Regions from separate parts of the Homo sapiens genome. Here region 2 is linked to region 1. A link is a contact called in ENCODE Hi-C or POLR2A ChIA-PET data. All regions are on one chromosome and are shown on one strand. The core of a region is the stretch at or near the end of the contact, and the rest is flanking DNA. Distances in the headings are between cores, read along the strand shown.

What was found. A loop is a pair of places that touch in the nucleus more often than their neighbours do. ChIA-PET counts read pairs that join two places held with the same protein, here RNA polymerase II (POLR2A). Pooled maps may share reads with other maps.
Region 2: a loop to region 1 is called in a map of OCI-LY7, with 6 times the contacts of the local background. The contact joins the promoter of ST14 here to the enhancer-like site in region 1. A Hi-C loop is called at or near these places in 1 of 168 maps with a recorded cell type or tissue (OCI-LY7), 1 of 37 single-sample maps with no recorded cell type and 1 of 50 pooled maps. POLR2A ChIA-PET finds 5 or more read pairs at or near these places in 1 of 52 experiments (OCI-LY7).

Annotation. Positions count from the first base shown.
Region 1 is chr11:128,723,337-128,729,280 of GRCh38, reverse strand. All of the region lies in intron 1 of FLI1 (Fli-1 proto-oncogene, ETS transcription factor), which reads right to left. Among named protein-coding and RNA genes, the nearest start is that of SENCR, 30 kb to the right of the region's middle. RefSeq lists enhancers at 2,312-2,371, 2,392-2,491, 2,516-3,015, 3,262-3,431, 3,472-3,551. Within about 2 kb of position 2,385, at least 17 of the 41 ENCODE cell types and tissues checked have a DNase peak (open chromatin) inside an H3K27ac peak, as active enhancers do; they include OCI-LY7, where a contact is called at or near this core.
Region 2 is chr11:130,157,598-130,163,541 of GRCh38, reverse strand. It overlaps ST14 (ST14 transmembrane serine protease matriptase), which reads right to left and starts at 3,760. Exons shown (of 19, transcript NM_021978.4): 1 at 3,482-3,760. The coding sequence starts at 3,562. RefSeq lists an enhancer at 2,025-2,524 and silencers at 3,612-3,681, 3,762-3,881.

The DNA.
Region 1 (5,944 bases), core at 1,136-3,635:
TTGAAATGCGAACATGGTTGATAAATATAATAAGCTTGCCTCCTCTCGCTCCATTAATCTCTCCCCCTACCTTTTTTCTTTGAACCATGGAGCACAACAAAGTCTCTTGGCAGAGCCGGGCTGGGAGTCCTTTGTGTTGCCCTCGTACACATCCGATTACAAAGCAGAGGTGCCTAGCAGAAGAATCCCTGCAGCTGAAACTCAAATGACCGTCCTGTCTTTAGGATTCACGCAGGAGCTCAGCCAGCTCTTTCTAAACCGAGGCAGACACGGGTAGCTGTGTCATATCTGTGTAGACCCAAAGTGGTTCTCAACTCCTTGAGTCAAAGAACATCAGGCAGAAGGGTGTGTCTCTGGCGGTTGGAGTAGAGGTTGCAAAAAGTTGTAGGTTCCTCTCATTTCCTTCACCCCACCCTTGGCTAGGGGACTAATTGAATGTGGTTAGTTCTAGATGGTTCATCATATCCCTGGACTTGATGTAGCCAAGGCAGGTTTACCTGATACTCAGGTACAGCTGGGATGCCCACCAGGGCAAATGGGGAGTGCAAATGAGAATTTCTGTGCCTGAAGGGAAGAATCCCAATACAGAACGCACTGGAACGTTTGCCTTGACTCTGCTCCTTGTTTGGCTTCCCTTACTGCAAAACAGGAGTGGCTCTGGTCACAAGGACACTCAGGGCATACTGGGTGCCCAAGGGGAATGGACAAGAGAAGGCATAGAACCTGCCTCAGGGAGATTTTACTCACAGGGGCCACTGCAGTTATGGAAGAAATGTTGTTCAAAAAGTGTCCAAGCGTCAACACGCAGGAGCACCACCAGCAGCAGGCCAGAGAGGGCGGTCCAGCTCCAGAGGTGACACAGCTAAGAGGTGCGGCCTCTGCCGCAGCACCCTCATTGCGCAGCAAAGGGACACACAGGTGATTACTAAGCTCTTTTTGGCTCTGGCGTCCCATGGTTCTGTGACAGCCTCTGCCAGATAGTTCATTAAGGATGAGGCCAGACCCTCCCTGCTGCCTCCCAAAGGGAATCCGGAAGTGCACTGCCTAGGCCAAGGCATGCCCATGTCCTGGCCGCTCCACCTGCGTGGTGAGCTGGGTGGAGACAGCGTTAGCCCCCGGCCTGCTGCACTATCAGACTCCATGGCATTTGGGGCTGCACCCTGTGATTCCTCTTAAAGCGGAGCTACTCTGCTGAAGGCCCAAGGGAGAGGGCCACGTTTTGTGTTTTGTTTTGTTTCAGCTTGTGAGGAAAATGAACTTGCTAGTCAGTATGGAACTGGCCTGAGGGGAAGTGGGTCAGGGAGGGAAGCTTTACTTCTGGCCGGTGTGGGACAGAGAAGAGAGCAGGAATGCCTGCTCTTCTCCCCGCTTTAACTCCTTACCTCTCCACTTAGACAAAGCTAGGTCAGACATAGAGGACAGGTGCCTCTTTTGCTCTGAGATGGGCTGTGGTTGTGGGACAGGGTGGCTGGATGCAGTGGTGTGCTGGAACTGGCTCATGAGGTTCCTGAGAGCCAGTTGCACGCATCTCTTCTCAACTGCATGCCCAGTGGGAGCTTGAAGCTGGGCATCATGAAATAAGTGCAAATTACACAAACCTGGAGAGCCAGTTGTTAAGTGTTTATGAACACATGTGGCTGAATGCACCTCCTTCTCAATCAGATGGGACTTAAATCTATGTACCAAGGTCTTGGGCTGCAGCAAGTCAGCCTTTGAAGCTGATACATCAGCCCTTTCCGCAACCACTACTCTAGACCTGGCCCTTGGGCTCTGTCCAGGTCCTGGCTGCCTGCATCTCACGGAAAGGTTGAAACAGGGCCTGACTTGCTGAGATCAGCATCTAGACCACCCAACTCCTTACACTCTTCCTCTTGAGGACTTAAAGTGGCTTGCTATCGCTGGTTTTCTAATCCATAAGCTATAAAGTATATACATAATACTAGCCATTATTGATTTAGGAGCTACTGTTTGCCAGGTATGGAACTAAGGACTTTGCGTAAGTTATCTCGTTTCATTCTCACCATAGCCTTATGAAATAATTTCCTCATTTTATAGTTCAGGAAGGTGAGGCTTGGGAGGTTACCCAGCTTATAAGTGGCAGAGCTAAGATCTCAACTCAGATCTGATTCTGAAGTGTGCTCCTTCCAAAATCTACATTCTTTCAACTACGGACATGCCTATTACTAATACAGAAGAGGATTCTCCCTCTTTGAAAATATATCCAAATATTAACGCCAGGCAGGACCTTCAAGAGTGGCACAGCTCCCAGGGCCACCATGCAATCAGTATTGCCCTTCCCAAAGACACAGCACCCTCCCCTGCAGAACACACTTCCTCTTCCCCCCTCTGCCCCAGCCGTTGTCCCTCCCCTCCTTCAGAACTTAACTTCCTCCTTGAAGCGTTCTGTCATTAACCCCATTCCGTTTTGATCACTTCACTAACTTTGCTTCTCCTCAAATACTTATAATATTCACATAGATTTCTGCTGCCCTGTTTTTACAACCGTGTCCTCTGGCTGTCCTTCATTAAGCTGCACCTATGGGCAAAGCACCCCAAGACACTTGTTCCACTGTGGTCTCTGGGGCTTGGCCTCCTCTGTCTCTGTCTGTGGGCCTATGGATGGCCTGCCTTTCCTATACAAAAGAGGGCACCGCCCAACTATCTAGCCAAGTGACTCAAGTATCCACTTTGTTCTGGCCAGAGGCCATTGGTATGGAGCTTAGGCGGGGGTGGGGGTAGGGGGGTGGGAGGGTGGCAGGAGAAATAGCCAGGCTGGTTAGTGTCCCTCCAGGAACTCTCCTTCTCCAGTCTTCATCTTTGATGACACCTGAGGATTTCCTCTGTCCAGCCTTGGGGCCAGGCAGGACCCTCATTCTCTCCAAGTGGATCTTCCCTTGGGCTTCCCGGTTGCACCCCCAGCCCCCTGCACCCCTGGATTGAGTTGTAGGTTGAAACTAGCCATAGAGTAGGAGTCTGGGGCTGGGTTGGGGCAGCGTCTTAATGTGTAATCGGGAGTGTTCTGAAAGGTGAGCCTACACAGGGGAGCATGGGTGGGTGTCAGCTTCAGGGGAGGGCAGGGGGGCTGAGCCAGCGGTTGGGGGAGATTTATGTCTGCCAGTCATGCTTCAGAAGCTTCTGAGTGGATGGAGAGGGGAGACCGGACCTCGGGGGTTCTGGAAGAAGACTCAGTAATGTGATAGTAGCAGCTGGTCTGATTTGCATCTGGGAAGCTGAATTTTTCAGAGGGCTCAGCTGAAGCACGGAGCCATTCCAGAGAGGCCTCCCCTGGCCAGCCAGGATCTGGACTCCTCAGTCCCCTCCGGCTTCTCTTCTGCCTTGTCCTTGTCCCCTACTGTCCCCATGCCCAGGACACATTTGAATTCCTCCTCACTGTCAAGAGCCAGCTGTGATCTCACACTGCCTGCTTCTGCCCTGAACGTTGACAGGCTTTTTCTCCTGCACGGACTGCCACTTTTAGACTGGCACACAGTTTTCACAAGACGGGGTTTTGTGGTTTGGGTTTTTTTTTCCCTTCATAAGTTTGCAGCTGCTAGTTTTGAAACCACCAGCCCTGAGGCAACTCAGACACACACACACACACACAAACACACACACACAGAGAGAGAGAGAGAGGGAGAGAGAATGAAAGAAAGGATGATGAGATGTCTTTTTAGAAATCATTTATTACATTCCAAAGGTCCTTCCTTCATCTTGCAGTCAGGCTTCAGTTGGTGAAAGGTTCCTAGACACATTTAAGGGTTTGTGGGCATTTGCGGGCACTTGAGCATTGGGGTAGTTCTCATGAGGTGTGCCTCCCATGCTGGGTCCCTGGCTGCCTGAGGCTGACAGGTGAGTGGTGAGGGGCCAAGACTTTTGGTTATGATCTGAAGTGGACCGGCCGGCCGCCTTATGTCCTGCTTGAATGTGTGTGCATGTGGATGCACTGACATGTGCAGGTTGGAGGCAGGAGAAAGGGGAGGAAGCGGGAGATACAGGAAGACCTTGATTGAGTTTCTGAGAATTATGCAAGAATCACCTTCAGGCTCACCTAACAGGTCCCTTTGCCTATGCAGCCATATATCTTTAGCTGAACACAGACTTGAGGCTAGAAGAGCCCAAAATAAACTGAAATCAGAACAAACTACTCATCTTCAGCTCTCCCCTCACCCTCACACATCCACTGGTACTTGTGGTGGTCAATTATAGTTTTTATCGAAACTACGAGAACACCTAGAGTCTCAGCCTAGCATCCTCCCCCTGGACAGAGCATGGGGGACTATCAAGAGGCCACGCTGTCAGCCCCATTCTGGGTGGCTTTTATGCCGTCTCTTTGCTGGCATTCTTACTGAACCCCATCATTCTCTGCAGGCTTAATCAAACACTTTGGCCAGTGGGAGGAGAGAGAATCGTAGTGATATTACCAAGGAAGGGAAATGAGGAATGACTGGGCCTCCTAAATAAGGCCTGCTTTGACCTGAGAGTGAAGAAACAAATCTGGGACACTGGGAATCTCTACCTCCATAAACCCTTGTGCCTCTCCTAGAACCATGCACCCATTTAGATCCCGTATCAAGACGATGTGTGCTCTTGTTTCTCCTCACCCTTTCTCACCACTCATTCCTTACCAAACTTATTTAGGGTCCCATGAGGCTCAGGCAGTGTAGGCAGGAGGGCTTGGGATAGATTTTTCTTTGTATCATCCATACTCGATTCAGTGAGTGTTCTGCATGTGGTAGACACTCTATAAGTGCTTATTTAACTCAATTGAACAAAATGTGAGTTGTCACATCCTCTTCTGGAAACCTGCACTGATTTTCCCATCATTGACAACAGAAAACCCAAATTCCCTATAGCCTGGCACAATAGGCTTTCTGGGGTCAGGCCTCACCTGTGTCCTGCCTCCTCACCTGCTGCCCCATATCCGTGGCACTCTCACTGGCCTGGCACCATCCCATGTTCACACCCTTTCCGTGCTGGTCCCTCTCCCTGGAATACCCTGTCTGGTAAATTCTGAGTCATGTTCAAAATCAACTCCAGGCCAGGCACGGTGGCTCATGCCTGTAATCCCAGCACTTTGGGAGGCCAAGGCGGGTGGATCACCTGAGGTAAAGAGTTCGAGACCAGCCTGCCCAACATGGTGAAACCCCATCTCTACTAAAAATACAAACAACTTAGCCTGGAGTGGTGGTGGGCACCTGTAATCCCAGCTACTCAGGAGGCTGAGGCAGGAGAATTGCTTGAACCTGGGAGGCAGAGGTTACAGTGAGCCCAGATGGCGCCACTATACTCCAGCCTGAGCGACAAGAGTGAAACTCCGTCTCAAAAAAAAAAAAAAAAAAAAAAAAAATCAACTCCATTGTTCCTCCTCCTCTATAAATCTGTTCCTGACTCTGTTGGGTCTTTCCAGTAGAGCTGGTTGCTCCTGTGGTTGGGTTTTTGTGATGTTTTGCACCTAGCACCATGAAAGCACTTGTTTTTAGTGTGAGTGTTCATTTACACCTCTTTCCTTCAGAGGATCTTAAATTCATCAAAGACAGGGACCATGTCTTATGCATAATTGCATTCTCAATTTGGCACACTGCCCAGGATAGTAGGTATTCAATAAAGGATGATTACATTAATGAAAGAACAAATGGGTTGCATTGATCTACTTTTGGAATCTCAAGCAGGGTTTTTCTATACCTATCCTCCTTCTTCCCCTTTCTTTCCCATATGTCACTGCTTCATGGGGCTCAGCACATATATGGCAGCAGGAATGCACCTCTTTTATTTCTTTTTCTGGAATGTCTCCATCCTTGTGCACAAATTTCCTAAGATTACCCATAGTGTTCCTGCTCACCATGCTTCTTGGGTTTCTGATGTTTGCAAAGACATTGACTCATCACCTGGAGACGTAGACACCCATGGAGATGGGCCTTCCTGCACCACAATGTACCTCCTCCAT
Region 2 (5,944 bases), core at 2,511-5,010, 1.4 Mb before region 1:
TGGCTCACGCCTGTAATCCCAACTACTTAGAAGTCTGAGACAAGGAGGATCGATCACCTGGGCCCAAGAGTTTGAGTCCAGCCTGGGCAACATAGCAAGACCCCCATGTCTAAAAAACAAAACAAAATAAAAGTTTAATTTTCTATGGTGGGAGGGGCAGGGGATGAGAAGGAGAAAGGGATATGCAGCTGGCACACATTTTCTTTTCATAGAAAGATATTTCTCCTAGAAGCTGGGTAAAGCAGGGGAATGAAAATCAGAAGGTCTTAGGAAGAGGTCTCTGTTGCTGGCGAGCAGTTCCTTGAATCCTGGGGGCACTTCCCTGTGTTTGGCAGGGCAGGATGGCTCCTCTGTGAGGTCAGGGCCCCACTGACAGCCTGGGTTCTCAGCCTCTCGACAGGCGACCTACTGATACTATACGATCTTCTTGCTTGTCTCAAGTCCCTTTCAACTCAAAAACTCAAGCTGCATCATTTGAACACCACACTGCAACTTACAAAGGGCTTTCATGTAAAGTACCCCTCTTAATCCTTTCAACAAACCTGGAACATATATGTCATCACCATTTTATAGCCACAGAAACCAAGGCTTAGAGATATTGAGTAACATCTCTGAGATCACGTGGCTAGACAAGGCGGCCCCGGGTCTTGGCTGCATGTTACCTCCTGCCACCACATCACAGATGCCTGCAGCCCTAATTTGCTGACCTGGCCCTTCCAGCCTGGGTTAGAGAGATGCCATGTGCTCACCCAGTGCATATCGAGAAGCTAGTACTCATGAGTCAGAATTCAGTTCCCTGTACCCCACACTACCTTGGGTGGTCCCAAGGACAGGGGCTGTGAGTCTAGGGTCTTCCTCACTGCTATTTCCCAGCACCTGGCACAGGCTCAGTCAGTGGGTTACCTAGCAGATATTGTTATGTGAATGAATGCCTGAATGGTTGACAAATTAACAAGCAGGTGACCCTCTGAATAGCCAGAGGTGTACACCCTGGCCCCTAGACATCTGATTTTGGCCACACAACATCCGATTTTTCCAAACTTGGTCTCTGGATGCCTAAGGGATGCTGAGTCTTACCTAGGGCAATTGTGATCGGAAAAGGAACCAGTGGATGTCAAGGCAGCTTCATATTCACCATCAAATACTCAACAGGAATCAAGACCCTCAGGGAGGCAGGCTCCCTGGCTCTCATTAATGGCCATAAGAAGTGGCATCTGTTTCCCTGCTTGCTTGCAGGCAGGGCTCACACCATCCCCAGATGCAGTAACGTGCATCAGGACTCTGAAGGCCACGCAGAACACTTGATGGGAACAGCAGGGGTGGGGCAGGGGCCACACCACCAGCCTTGGGAAGGGGACAGCCAGATACAAATACCACCAAACAAGGGTGCACGGATGGATGCAACTGGGGACAAGGAACCCAGAAACAACAGCACCCTGTGGGCCAGGCTCTGCTGACCCAGATAATAAACCCAGGGGCAGCAGCCACACCTCCCGGCCGGGGATGGACATCCTAGCTGCAAACACACACTACAGGGTGATCCCAGGGACTGGGATTTCTGGTGAGGCCAGGGATGGGAGGAATCTGCAAGACATGGAAATGAGCTTTGGCCAATTTCCTCTGGACACTCCGCCTCACAGCTAACTTTGGCATTCGTCTCTTAGTTTCGCTCTCAAGACTGGATGTTCTTTAAAGGAAACAACCACATCTTACTGGTCTCTGAGAGCCTTCCCTTCACCCATGGGACTAGGTACTGAGTTAGTTCAATAAAGCTCGGCAGGAGAAAAGACAAAGAGCAAGCCAAGAGAATGAAAATGGCAGAGGGGGAAGGAACAGCCCAAGGGCGCAGAGAGCAAATGAGCTTCGCAGAGGAGGAGGAAATGAGCAGGGATGGGGGAAACTAAAGCCAGGGCTTGCAGGTGACAAGACAAGTCCGCTGAATGTGGGATCCTGGGGGTGAGTGGAAGGTGAGCCCCAGCCTGGCTGCTTGTCAGGTGGTGAGATGGCTCAGAGAGGAGGCTGGACCACACGACCAGGAAGACCCTGCTTTCCCCGTGTGGGCAGGAGAGTCCTAGAAAGGGAAGTCAGGGAGAACAAACTTGGGGTGGGGGCACCGGACTGCCCTGAAATAACAAATTCCAAACAGCAGGTTCTCTGCTGAAGAGGCAGGGAGTCTAGAACCCCAAGTAGGCAATTAGCAAGGACACAAACATAGCAATTACAGCAAGGAAGAGAAGGTGAATCTGCCTCACAGCAGGGCACAGGCACAGCCAGGGGAAGGGCCCAAGCCTTCAGGTCCACTGGAAGCTTTCCTCCTTGCTGAGGGTGAAAAGTGGAGAAAATAGCAGAGCCCAGCCCCAGGTCCTGTCTGTGGTGCAGGCAGCCTCCAAAGCCCCAGCGTCTGATTTTCTGCAAGCTCCCTAGGTCGGGATGCTGCTTGGACAAAAGGAATTGATCTGAGACAGCACCAAAATCAGGCCTGACTTAGGGAGCAACGGCGGAGACTATGGAGCCCAGGGGCACCCGGAAGGAGGGGAGAAAGTGAGGGTTGGCAGGGCAGGGAGGCCATCATTTGCAGAGGAGCAAAACTCTCTGCCACACAGCCCCTGCCTCTCAGCGCCGCCCTGACCTGGTATGCCCTGGCCTTCCAGGAAACCTGGGGGTCTGCCTTGGACAGAGAGGGTAGAGACCTGGCTGCTGGTCCCGCCCGGGCACTACCACCTAGGTGGGTCCGTCAATGAAGTGACTAGCGACCCATCCCCAACTCCATACAGGAACATGTAATCTTTTTGAGATCTTTCAATAGGTCTTTCATTGTTCTTTCTGCCAAAGAAGAGCTTCCTGTTTCGGTACTTCGCAAAAGGCTCAAGACATGTGTGTTCCCACATCCCTTCCCATACAGCCGCCTTCCCAAAGGGCTCCATCCCCTCTCGAGAAGCCCAGGCAAGCCCAACTCTGGAGTTCTTAGCTCCAGCCCGTATGGCAGCCAAAGCCCTGGCCTCCCAGTTGTCCTCTGCGAGGTCCCAAAGCGCCTTTTGACGGGGAAGGAGAGAGACGAAAGAAACTTTCTGCAGAGGCCAAGGATGGCTGAGACTCCAAACCCTCCTGAAATTTCACTTCCTCCCAAATAACCCCACTCCAAGCCCCTGGTTTCTTCCAGATGTTCACTAACAGCGCGAGAGTCATGGAGGGGCCGAGACGGAGCCCCTTTTTTCAACTCAGGGAAAGAAAGGACCGAGGGCGCAGGAAGGCCCAGGGGCTTCCCGCCTCCCCCTGGCGGGGCGCAGCCGGTCCGGTACCAAAGGTCCGGCCAGCCCCGCCCGCCCGCGGCCCGGCACCCGCTGAACAGGAAATTCCACCTGTGCGCCCAGAGCTCGGCCACCGACGGACACGCCAGGGGAGCCGGCCGAGCCCAGCGCCGCGCTGCAGGGTCGGGCGGGCAGGAGCTTCCCAGCGCCCCGGGTCCCCGGCCCGCGCTCACCTCGTGCCGGGAGTTGTACTTGAGTCCCGCGCCGAAGTCCTTCGGGCCCCCTCCGCCCTTGCGGGCCCGATCGCTCCCCATGGTCCCCGAGGCCGCTCGCGGGTCTCACAGGCGTCGTCCCTGCCGGCGGCCGGCTCCCATGGCCCGCAGGGCGCGGGGCGCGGGGCGCAGGCGGCGGGATTCCGGGCAGGCCCAGCGCGCCCGACCGGCGGCGGTGCCCTCGCCCTGGCGCGCTCTCTCTCCCTCTTCCTCTTTCTCCGGCTGCAGCTCCGCTCTCACACTCCGGCCCGGCCCACGCAGGTAGTTTCAGGGTGTGGCCTCGGCCCGCCCAGCCCGCCGCGCTCGCCTGCGCACCTGCCCGGCTCACCTGCCCGCCCCCGCCGGCCCTGGGGGAGGCTCCTCCCCTCGGCTCTGGGCCTGAAGGTGAGGGGGCCTCACTCGGGTGGTGGTCGCTAAGGCCCTCACCATCACCACGACGGCGTTCACCACCCCTCCGGCCCTCCAGGGGCCCTGCCCCGGGAGGGCAGCCCTTTATCCACCTCCTTGATGCCAACCATCTTTTCCCTCCTCCCTCATGCGCCTCCGGTCTCTCCCCTTCACCTTGCTCACTTTGCTACAGGACTAAATCGCATTTATGAACCCCCCAAAACCAAACAGAAACCAGAACCGCCCCTGGCCCAGGCTCCCCGTCGGCTACGCAGCCTCCTGTTCTCCAGGCGGGAGGCGCTTGCTGGCCTGCGCCCGGCTACCCTGGGGAGGCCCAGTGACATGAGCTGTGCCACCAGATGCCCTCTGAGCCATCCCAACGCCCCTCGCCCACTTGCAGCATCTGATGCTTCCTCAAATGCCCCCTTTCCCTGGATTCCGGTCCTCCTTTCTAGTCCTAAATGTCATGATTCCCAAAGTTCTCCCTTCAGTTTCATCCCTTTCTTCTCTAAGCTTTTTCTCTTGGCAGCACGTCTCATCTTACGACTTCAGACAGGAAGACCTCCCTCCCAGCACAGACACCACCAAGGAGTGCCAGTTCTGCCTTAGCGGTCGCCTGGGGACGTCTCCATTTATGTTCTACTGTATTCTGTAGCCAATGAACATTACCAAGCACACACTAGGCGCTAAGCACTGTCCTGGGTACAGGGAAACAGGAGTGAACAAAATAAAAATCCCTGCTTTGAGATCAACAAGCCCCATCTTCCTTCCCTGACTTGCCCATTTTCCACTGTTTTCTCTAATTCTAATGGCAGCATTCTCCCAGGCTCAAATCCTGGAATCATCTTTGATTCTCCACCCTGCTTACATCTCATATCCAATTAGTTCCAAATCTGATCAAGACTCTGCTGACAAGCATAGCCCTTCCATTCCTGCGCATTAGAAGACCGCTATTCGAGTCCTCAGAGCCCTTTGCCTGGTTAAGAAAGATCTCCTGCCTCTGGGCTGCCACCCTCTGATCTCTCCTACACAAAGCAGTCAGGTAAATCTGAAACCACAGCTCCTTTATGACTTTCCGTGTCTCCCGGATCAAATCCAACCTCCTTAGCCCAGCTTCACACTCTGCCCTGTCCTCCCTTAACACCGTGCCTCCAAGCATTCCTGTTTGGAGCCCCTCTCTCCAGCCAGGCGTTCTGATCTTGGCAGCTTTCATAAAGCTTTTCATCCCCTGGAAGCTCTTCTCCTTCATACTCCTTCCGCATATTGGGTCGAAGACACCGATGGGGTTTTTTAGTGTTGTTCATTGAATGTTTTTAGCTCTCTGCCTTCTGGGCACAGGCCAGGGTGTTACTCTCTCTTCTCTGAAGTTAGGTATGGCAGTATGGCTAGCGGTAACCAAGAAAATGTCCAATGAGAGGACACACCACTTGTACATAGCAGCATAAGGAGGCACTGCACAATGCCCTGCTCTCTTCTGAGAGGTTTAACTCTGTGACCTGTGACCCTAAGTGGCTACAATGACACACACTGGATATGTAGCATGAATGAGGAGTCAGTCAGCTTTTGGGATGTTAAGCCACCGAGAGCTGAGGGTTGTTTGTTATTGCTGCAAACCTCACGCTTCCTGACTGATATGCTACCTCCTCCCCAGGAGTTTCCTTCCCTCTCAACCAGAACTAGCTCTGTTTGTACCTCTCTCATGGAGCTCACCACCATTTCGTTGCATTTTCTGTCTGTGTCTTAACTGCCTTTGCACCCTCAAAGCCTAGCACAATGACTAACACAATATATTGGGTCAATTTAATTGAAAGAAGAATGAATCTGCTGCCTTCCATCACATAAAGCATTCCAAAGCTAAACAGAAAATATTTCTAAAAGGCTGGCACGTTGGCTTCCAGCACTTTGGGAGGCTGAGGTGGGTGGATCACCTGAGGTCAGGAGTTTGAAATCAGCCTAGCCAACATATAGTGAAACACCATCTCTACTAAAAATACAAAAATTAGCTGGACATGGTGGTGCATGCCTGTGGTCCCAGCT